Regions from separate parts of the Homo sapiens genome. Here region 1 is linked to region 2. Evidence: chromatin loops called from intact Hi-C (ENCODE). Cell type or tissue: PC-3. All regions are shown on one strand. Region 1 has its middle 3.4 kb from the start of ANGEL2. Region 2 overlaps RPS6KC1 (ribosomal protein S6 kinase C1).

Evidence for each region. Peaks named below come from ENCODE experiments on the same cell type or tissue, not always from the same donor. Only the 100,000 strongest peaks of a DNase experiment are listed, where the experiment ranks them.
Region 1: it touches region 2 in a loop (6-fold over the local background); 7 of 110 quality-filtered maps call a loop at or near these places.

The regions. Positions count from the first base shown.
Region 1 is chr1:213,016,786-213,021,785 of GRCh38, forward strand. No RefSeq gene overlaps it. Among named protein-coding and RNA genes, the nearest start is that of ANGEL2, 3.4 kb to the left of the region's middle. In PC-3, no CTCF peak of the experiment used is centred here; no DNase peak of the experiment used is centred here; H3K27ac peaks cover 1,056 bases.
Region 2 is chr1:213,068,290-213,073,289 of GRCh38, forward strand. RPS6KC1 (ribosomal protein S6 kinase C1) reads left to right here. Exons shown (of 15, transcript NM_012424.6): 2 at 2,717-2,752. Among named protein-coding and RNA genes, the nearest start is that of RPS6KC1, 20 kb to the left of the region's middle. RefSeq lists an enhancer at 2,152-2,451. In PC-3, a CTCF peak has its summit at 2,278; a DNase peak (open chromatin) is centred at 2,272; H3K27ac peaks cover 322 bases.

The sequences.
Region 1 (5,000 bases), 52 kb before region 2:
GTATGTCTTGTGTGTCCACCTTTATTAAATGTATTATAGGACTGTAGATTGTTGAAAGACATTATTTAAGTGGAGACCCTGCAAGAAACAGGAAGAGAGAAACCGAGAAAGAATAAAGTGTGGAGAGTAGAGGGGAAAAGGATACTAGAAGGCAGGAGCACTGCTTTTATAGGCTCTTTGAAACAGTGGTAATTTCTTGGGAAGGCTTTTCTTATCCCTGGTGCATAAAAGGAAGTAAAGTGTATTTGAAAAAAACCTTTCCCTCAGTATGTAATTGATTCTTGTTATTTGCAGTAGTTAGGTTCTGTAAAGTTGCTGGAAACACTGAATTAGTAAATACTGAATCATTACTCCTAAGGGAAATACAGGATTAGGATCCTGTAAGCCTCTGGTCGCATTTTCATCAACTTAATCAATACATAGTTTTGTTGTATGTGTGTTTCCGCTTAAAGACATCTTATTTAATATATATTGTTGATTCATTAACATTGAACTCAGTCAACAGCACTATAATTCATACCTCAACAAAGCTTATCTAACACTGCTATTTTCTCTGCAAGGCTCATGACAGCCTTCTTGTGCTTAGGAGCACTATACAGCACAACGCTTGGGGACCATTTTAAACAGCAACATCAACAAAAAGTACAAAAACGTGAAAAACATATCACTAAATGGAATGTGAAAAGGACACTTGGTCCTGATGGCTCACGCCTGTAATCCCAGCAATATGGGAGGCCAAGGCGGCTGGATCGCTTCAGCCAGGGAGTTCAAGACCACACTGGACAACATGGCGAAACCCCGTCCCTACAAAAAATACAAAAATTAGCCGGGCATGGTGGCTCTCGTCTGTAGTCCCAGCTACTCCAGAATTTGAGGTGAAAGGATTACTTTAGCCCGAGAGGGCGAGGCTGCAGTGAACCAAGATAGTGTCACTGTACTCCAGCCCTGGCAACAAGGGGACACTATGGTATAGCATGAGAGCTGAAACAAAAAGGCAGAGAATGCCTTGTTTAGCCTCAGCTGGGAATGTGCACTTTGGGCAATTAAAAATTTTCCCTGCTCTGTACATGTCCAAGAATACATGGAGGTTACAGATCAATTTTAGCAAGTAGGCAAATTTGCAAATATGGAATCCACAAATAATGGAGAAAGACTGTATTTCTGTTTTATACTGCCCTATTTTCTAGTTGTACTCACAATTTTGTAGTTCATTAAATTGACTAGTAGTTTACTGTATGTCTTGTCTTTATAATGAGATTGTAAATAACTTCTGAGGAAAGACCATGACTCATTATTTCCAAAATTTACTTGACCTAGTGCTGTGCTAAGTACACAATATATAGTAGTAAAAATATTTTTGAATGAATGGTTAACAGTGGGCCAGAACTTGGGACTTGTGAATGACCAGAAGCTTTTTCCTTTAGCACACCCTAAGAGGTAAGGAGAAATGTAACATTTTTAAATAAGTAAAAGAAATTAATAGATATCTTTTCATGCAGTGTTGGAATTTGGGGGTTTATCTGATCCTAAAAGATATTTGCCTTTATCTGGGCCTAGACTATTGCAAAGATTAAAGTTAACTTGCAGGGCGCTTGTGGCAGTGCAAATGATTTTTGTCTATGGACTTGTAAAATAATTCTACCTAGTTGGGGGGAGAACTCTCCATCTCTATGGAAAAGCCAGTTTTGGCTGCCTGCAGTGGCTCACACCTGTAATCCTAGCACTTTGAAAGGCTGAGGCGGGAGGATCACGAGGTCAGAAGTTCGAGACCAGCCTGACCAACATGGTGAAATCCGTTCTCTACTAAAAATACAAAAATTAGCAGGTGTGGTGGCATGCCTGTAATCTCAGCTACTCAGGAGGCTGAGGCAGGAGAATCGCTTGAACCTGGGAGATGGAGGTTGTAGTGAGCCGAGATCGCGCCACTGCACTCCAGCCTGGGCGACACAGCGAGACTCCATCGCAAATAATAATAATAATAATAATAATAATAATAATAAATTAAACAACAACAACAACAAAAAAGCCAGTTTTGCACCATTTGCAAGATCAATATTTCTGATCTATAAACATGTCTGCTCTTTGGATTCTCCTTTGAACAGGTGATAACATCTGTCTGGTTCACCTATGTAATGAGTTAAATAAAATGGCTGGGTGCAGGGGCTCACGCCTGTAATCCCAGCACTTTGGAAGGCCAAGGCAGGCGGATCACTTGAGGTTAGGAGTTCAAGACTAGCCTGGCCAACATGGTGAAACCCCGTCTCTACTAAAAATAGACAAAAATTAGCTGGGTGTGGTGGCTCATGCCTGTAATCCCAGCTACTTGGGAGACTGAGGCATGAGAATCGCTTAAATCCAGAAGGCGGAAGTTGCAGTGAGTCAAGATCGCACCACTGCACTCCACCTTGGGTGACAGAGTGAGACTCCGTTTCAAAATAAATAAAATAAAATGACTAATGTGTTCGTATTATATCTGTTTGAGAGTCATGATTTTACCTTTTTTTTTTTTTTTGGAAAATTATCTTTTAAAAGTTCAGTAGTTCCCACCAAGATGCCCAATGTATTCATCTGACAGAGGCAGGTGAATTTTATCACTGTAAAAGTACACTTCATGGATTGCCTGAGTTCTGGCAATTTTCTTGCTCCCAGAGATAAATCTAAAATGGCAAAAGCATGTTGCTGAGTCTTTGTTTTTCTAATTTTTATTTTCTTCTCCAGTAATTGTGTGTTTTTCTTTGGTTTGTAGAAGCATATCTTGTGTTATTGTGCTTCACTTTATTATGCTTCACAGATACTCTGTTTTTTGCAAATTGAAGATTTGTGGCAACCCTCCCTTTTGCAATTCTATTGATAACGATTTTTCCAACAGCATGTGCTCACTTTCTTTCTCTGTATAACATTTTGGTTATTCTCGCATATTTCAAACATTTTCATCATTCTTATATCTATTATGGTGATCTGTGATCAGCGGTCGTTGATGTTACTATTGTAATTGTTTTGGGGCACCACAAACTGCACCCATTCAAGATGGCAAACTTAACAAATGTGTGTGTTCTGACTGCTCTGCTGACTGACCAACCATTCCCTGTCTCTCTCCCTCTCCTCAGGCCTCCATGTCCCCTACACAATATTGAAATTAGGCCAATTAATAACCCTACGATGGTGCCTAAGTGTTCAAGTGAAAGGAAGAGTTACAGATCTTTAAATCAAAAGCTAGAAATTATTAAGCTTAATGAAGGGATGACAAAAGCTGAGATAGGCCCAAAGACAGGCATCTTGCACCAAACAGTTAACCAAATTGTGAATGCAAAGGAAAAGTTCTTGAAGGAAATTAAAAATGCTACTCCAGTGTATGAAGGCATGATAAGAAAGCAAAACAGCCTTATTGCTGATATGGAGAAAATCTGAGTGGTCTATATAGAAGATCAAACCAGCTACAACATTCCCTTAAATCAAAGCCTTGTCCGGCGTAAGGCCCTAACTCTCTTCAATTCTATGAAGGCTGAGAGAAGTGAGGATGCTGCAGAAGACAAGTTGGAAGTTAGCAGAAGTTGCTTCATGAGGTTTAAGGAAAGAAGCTGTCTCCATAACATAAAAGTGCATGCGGAAGCAGAAAGTACTGTTGGAGAAGCTGCGGCAAGTTATCTAGAAGATGCAGCTTTGATTACTGATGAAGGTGGTTATAATACACAACCGATTTTCTGTGCAGATGAAACAGCCTCTGTTGGAAGAAGATGCCATCTAGGACTTTCATAGCTAGAAAGAAGTCAATACCTGGCTTCAACACTTCAAAGGACAGGCTGAGTCTCTTGTTAGCAGCTAATGGAGCTGGTGGCTTTTAGTAGAAGCCAATGCTCATTGATCATTCTGAAAATCCTAGGACCCTTAAGAATTCTGTTAAATCTACTCTGCCTGTCCTCTATCAATGGAAGACAAAGCCTGGACAACAGCACATCAGTTTATACCATGGTCTACTGAATATTTTAAGCACACTTTTGTGCTTAGAAAAAAAGACTCTTTTCAAAACGTTATGCTCATTAACAATACACCTGGTCACCCAAGAGCTCTCAGTTGAATGTTATTTTATCCCTGCTAACACAACATCCATTCTACAGCCCATGGGATCAGGGAATAATTTTGACTTTCAAGTCCCCTCATTTAAGAAATACATTTTCTAAGGTTATAGCTGCCACAGAAGGATCTGGGGAAAGTAAATTAAAAACCTTCTAGAAAGGAGTCACCATCTTTGATGCAAATCTTCTGGAAAAGATTTGCCATGTTAGATGCCTTTCAGAACATTTTGATTCATGGAAGGAGGTCAAAATTTCCACATTAACAGGAGCTTGAGAGAAGTTGATTCCAGCCCTCATGGTTGGCTTTGAGGGGTTCAAGACTTCAGTGGGGGTAGTAACAACAGATGTAGTAGAAATAGCAAGAGAACTAGAATTAGAGCTTGAAGAGGTGATTGGATTGCTACAATCGCATGATAAAACTTGAACAAATGAGGAGTTGCTTCTTTCGGATGAGCAAAGAAAGTGGTTTCCTAAAATAGAATCTACTCCTGGTATAGATGCTCTGAACATTGTTGAAATGACAACAATGGGTTTAGAATATTATATAAACTTTGTTGATAAAGTGGAATGAGTATTTCAGAGAATTGACTCCAATTTTGAAAGACATTTTCTACTGTGTATAAAATGCTATCAAACAGCATCACATGTACAGAGACATCTTTCATGAACGGAGGAGTCAATCTATGCAGCAAAGTTCATTTTTTTCTAAGAAATTTCCACAACCATCCCAACCTTCAGCAACCACAAATCTGATAAGTCAGTAGCCATTAACATAAAGGCAAGACCCTCCACCAGCAAAAAATATTATGGCTTGCTAAAGGTTTAGTTGATTGTTTGCAATTTTTAGCAGGAAAGTACTTTTTAATTAAGATACATACTTTAGGCCGGGCGCAGTGGTTCACACCTGTGATCCCAGCACTTTGGGAG
Region 2 (5,000 bases):
CCTGGCCAACATGGTGAAACCTTGTCTCTACTAAAAATACAAAAATTCGCTGGGCATGGTAGCACATGCCTGTAGTCCCAGGTACTCGGGAGGCTGAGGCAGGAGAATCACTTGAACACAGGAGGTGGAGGTTGCAGTGAGCCAAGATCGCGCCACTGCACTCCAGCTTGGGTGACAGAGCAAGACTCTGTCTCAAAAAAAAAAAAAAAAAAAAAAAAAAGAAACACTTATAAGAAGCAAAATTAGTCATACTATGTGAAATACTATACTTTTGGAAAGGTGTGTGAGGGGACAGGCTGGTATTTGAAAGTAATAGCTAAAATCAAAGATTTGAATAATGTATAGTTGTTAGTTACCTGTTATAGTCTCTTATACTGAATCTGTGTTGTCTAATTTGGTAGCCATTAACCACATGTAGCTATTTTGATTTAAATTTAAATTAAGGCTTACAGTGGTTCTCACTTATAATCCTAGCACTGTGGGAGGCTGAGGCGGGAGGATTGCTTGATCCCAGGAATTTGAGAGCAGCCTGGGCAACATAGGGAGACCCCCATCTCTACCAAAAAAAAAAAAAAGTGTATATATGTGTGTGTGTGTGTGTGTGTGTGTGTGTGTGTGTGTGTGTATGCCGACTGTGGTGTGCCTATAGTTCCAGCTACACAAGAGGCTGAGGTGGGAGGATCAGTTGAGTCCAGGAGTTTGAGGCTGCAGTGAGCTATGATCATGCCATGGCACTCTAGCCTAGGTGACAGAGTGAGACCCTGTCTCTTTAATACAAAAATTTTTTTGAATTAATTTAAATGAAATAAAATTAATGTAGTTTCTCAAAGTAGCCATATTTCAGTGGCTCAGTAGCCACACACATGTGGCTAGTGGTGGCTGTGTTGAACACTGCAAATAGAGAACCTTTTTTTCCGTTATCACAGAAAGTTCTATTGCATAGCACTGTAGTATAAATTAATGACAATTACTACAAGATTTCACCAAGTTTATATATTCTGAAAGTTGGAGAATAGAGTGCAAGATATTTGTTCTCTGGAATTCTTAGGTGGGACCTTTTACAATGGTTAACCTGTCTGGTAGGGGACAGGAAACTTTTAAATTATAGAGTTCTTGCTGTGTCCTTATTTGTTGTTCACAACAGCCAGGCCAGGCAGTTAGTATTATCTCCGTTTTATCGATGAGATCAAACCTGTAAGAGGAACTGTAATTTGAACCAAGGTTTGTCTGACTTTACATCCTCTATTTTTTGTTCTTATTTTGGACTTTAGGGGTGTTGCTGAATGGATTATAATCCCTAGTTCATGGTGTATTGTCATTAGATATCAAAGACCCTTTTCTTCCTCACACTCCTAGGCAACCATTTTAATGTGTGTTTGATTTATCTTTTTTTAAAATTTTTTTTAAAGTGAAAGCAAGTTTATTAAGAAAGTAAGGGAATAAAGAATGGCTACTCCATAGGCAGAACAGCCTGATTTATCTTTTTGTTTATTTTTGCAAAATACACCATTGTAGCTTCAAAACCGTTAATTTGACACTTACATGGATGGTACCGTATTATGTAATCTAATGTGAGATTTTCCTAATTTAGGATGCTGTTTGATGATTTAAACACCTAGCCTTTTCAAAAGTTTTGTGAAAAAAATCTTTTTACCTGGTGTTAGACTTTTTGGCCTTTGTCATCAGGGAAGTCTGAAGGAATCTCTCCTTTTCCTCTTTGCTTAGGGAGTATTGATAGAAGGATTATTTGTCCCTGAATGTTTGTAAATAATTTATATTACTTTTGTTTTCTTCATCATAGGTAGCCAGTGATTACTTCTCATACTTCTCACATGTTGTGTCCGAGCATTGTAGCTGCTTTTTTTTAATTGAAAGTTTTATTGTGCTAATTGTAGATTCATATACAGTTGTAAGAAATAATGTAGGGAGATCCCTTGTACACTTTGCCTAAGTGCAGCTGCTTTTTATGCTTCTAATTTGTATATAGGCTTGCTGGGAAGGGGAGATGTGAACAAACTTGTTAGAATTATGTTAATTAAGTAAGAGTAAAGGCCAGATGCTTTTTCTTAAGAATGTAGTGAATATATGAACTTTAGCATGTGGACTTACTTTTAGCTGTTTTTTTGCTTAATTTTTAGTATTGTTAAAATAACATTTTTAGCCAAATTAAATTTAACAGAGTTTAATTGAGCAAAGAATGATTCACAAATTGGTCAGCCTCCTCAGCCAGTGTAGGTCCAGAGAGACTCCAGCGCAACCATGTGGTGGAAGATTTATGGACAGAAAAAGGAAAGTGATGTACAGAAAAGGAAACTGAAACAGCTGTATTGGTTCCAACTAAGCATTTGCCTTATTTGAACACTGTTTGAACAGTTGGCTCTCTTTGGCCAAAACTTGGTGATTGGCGCCAGAGTAGGTTACAGTCTTTACACATCTATTTACATATCTATTTCTCTTTCATTATGTACAGAGAAACTTTTAGGCCAAACTTAAAATATGTAGCCTAAGGGAGGTAACTTTAGGTTAAACTTGATTTAACAGTATGAATTTCAGATAGTGAAGTTATTATATAGCTGAGTTTTGGATAAATGATATAGTGTTTATTTTTTTAAGCAAATTGAATTTTTCATACAAATACTATTGGAAGTTAATTATACAAATATGAAATCTTAAATTTTGATAATGATTAGAGATTTCTATGTATGTTTTGTTTTAGGTTGTTTCACGAAGAAATCCAGAGGATGTCCAGGAGGTAACATTTATATGAAGATTTTATTTTATGTATTTGATAAAAATTTAACTAAATGCTTTTTTGAGGAAATTGCCTGAATCATTTGTACATCAACCTCTTTTTTTTGAGACGGAGTTTCGCTCCTGTTGCTCAGGCTGGAGTGCAGTGGCGCAATCTCGGCTCACTGCAACCTCTGCCTCCTGGGTTCAAGTGATTCTCCTGCCTCTGCCTCCCGAGTAGCTGGAATTACAGGCATCTGCCACCACACTCAGCTATTTTTGTATTTTTAGTAGAGATGGGGTTTTACCACGTTGGCCAGGCTGGTCTCGAATTCCTGACCTCAGGTGATCCACCTGCCTCAGCCTCCCAAAGTGCTGGGATTACAGACGTGAGCCACTGTGCCTGGCCTGTACATCAGTCTTTATATGTTTGCGTGAAGATTGTCTTCATTTCACAAAACAGTAGCTGAAGTGTCCTATTTGAGACCTACTAAGTAATTGTTAAGTTTTAGTAGGTGTTAAGTTATATAAATAAGAATTTAATGAATTATGGTGCTGTTTACTAAGTGATCATTGTTCTGGTAACTAGTGTTTACAAGATTTCAGTATCACTTAAGGGCCCCTATTTACCCATTTCAAGATCATAATGCCTGTGTAATAAAAAGTATTTGGTAACTAATATTTATTTTAAAGATTCTAACAGTAAATTATGGGTCTCTGCCTACTTTCACTTTTAGATTGAATTGACATGTTGACATCTTGGAAAACTGCTTTAGGCATAGATATTTCTTTTTTTTTAAACTTTAAGTTAGTAAGTTCTTTTGCAGATTCTTCTGTGCATTTTTTCATTTTTTTTCCTTCTTTCTATAATGGTACCAGCCTGTTATGTTTTGCTTAAAATTGTGGAATTCTCTATTTGTATTTACTTTGTGCTTGTTGTGTATCTTTAGGAATCCTTACTGAGGAGCTTGCTGCTTTGAATGTTTCTTGATTTATTTTCATTTTAGTCCCTGCTCAATTTCACTAAGACTAGAAGGACATATATCAGGATTTTTTCCGCCTCCCTAATGTGTTTAAAACAGATACTTTAAGTTTACAGTCCTGATTCTGCAACAGTATTGTTTTTTTTTTTTCCACAATTAAATATGAATGTCTTTGGGTGGTAGGTTGTTTCTGTTTAGCCACGGGTCCCACTACTCTACAGAAAATACCTGGCTTGATTCATACATTTAAGGTGACTGTTTGGTACTGGTTGATATGAGTGTATGGCCCCAGGTTTAGATAATATTTAAATTTTATACATTATCATTTCTGGCTATGTCTGATTTCATAGTTGTTTTTGTCCTATGATTTAAAACAGATATATTTTTATACAAAAATTAGCTGGGCATGGTGGCAGGCACCTGTAATCCCATCTACTTGGGAGGCTGAGGTAGGAGAACTGCTTGAACCTGGGAGGCAGAGGTTGCAGTGAGCTGAGATTGCACCACTGCACTCCAGCCTGAGCAACAGAGTGAGACTCTGTCTCAAAAAAAAAAAAAAATAGATTTAATACTATTTTCCTGATGGGTTTTAAGACAATTCATTCCCTACCAGGAAACAGAAAGAATATTGTAATATTGTTATTTTGAAAGAAAAAAATGTATACATACATATATATGTATCAGTGAAAGTAATTTGCACCATTGATTAAAGTACTTTTCTGTCTTTACTTGTATCAATTGATGAGTGTGAACTATTCTTTAGATTTCTAGTTTACAACTCTTAAAATTGAAAATGGGTGTATTTCCTTTGAATGCATTGTCTGATTGCTGTGCTGTAGTTTGTAGCTTGATGTTCCCATTTTCCAGGGAGAATCCTGAACCAACCTATCCATGAACATACTCTCTGCCATTTTCTTAGTCCTTTTTTCGGGAAAACTCTTTTATAATAACAACTGTTGGTGAACCATTCATCTGAAAACTCTTGTAAGTGTCTTTTAGTTAGACAATTGCATGGTTCTTTGTTAGAAGTGGTATAAATTTTTAAAAGTTTTCTATTTAGTTGGCTTCTTAAAATATAGAATAATCTTGAAATTATAACAGTACTTTTTTTAGTTTCCCACTTAGTGTATTTAAACATTAGAATTCTCATTTGGGAGAGGAATTCACCACTTAGAGTTTGTTTTTCACTTCCTTTCACTTTCCCTCTCCATTAACTTATTCATTTGTTACTGCTTTAGACTATATAGTAAAGCTTCACAAGGGCTATTGAGGACTAGATGTACTGAT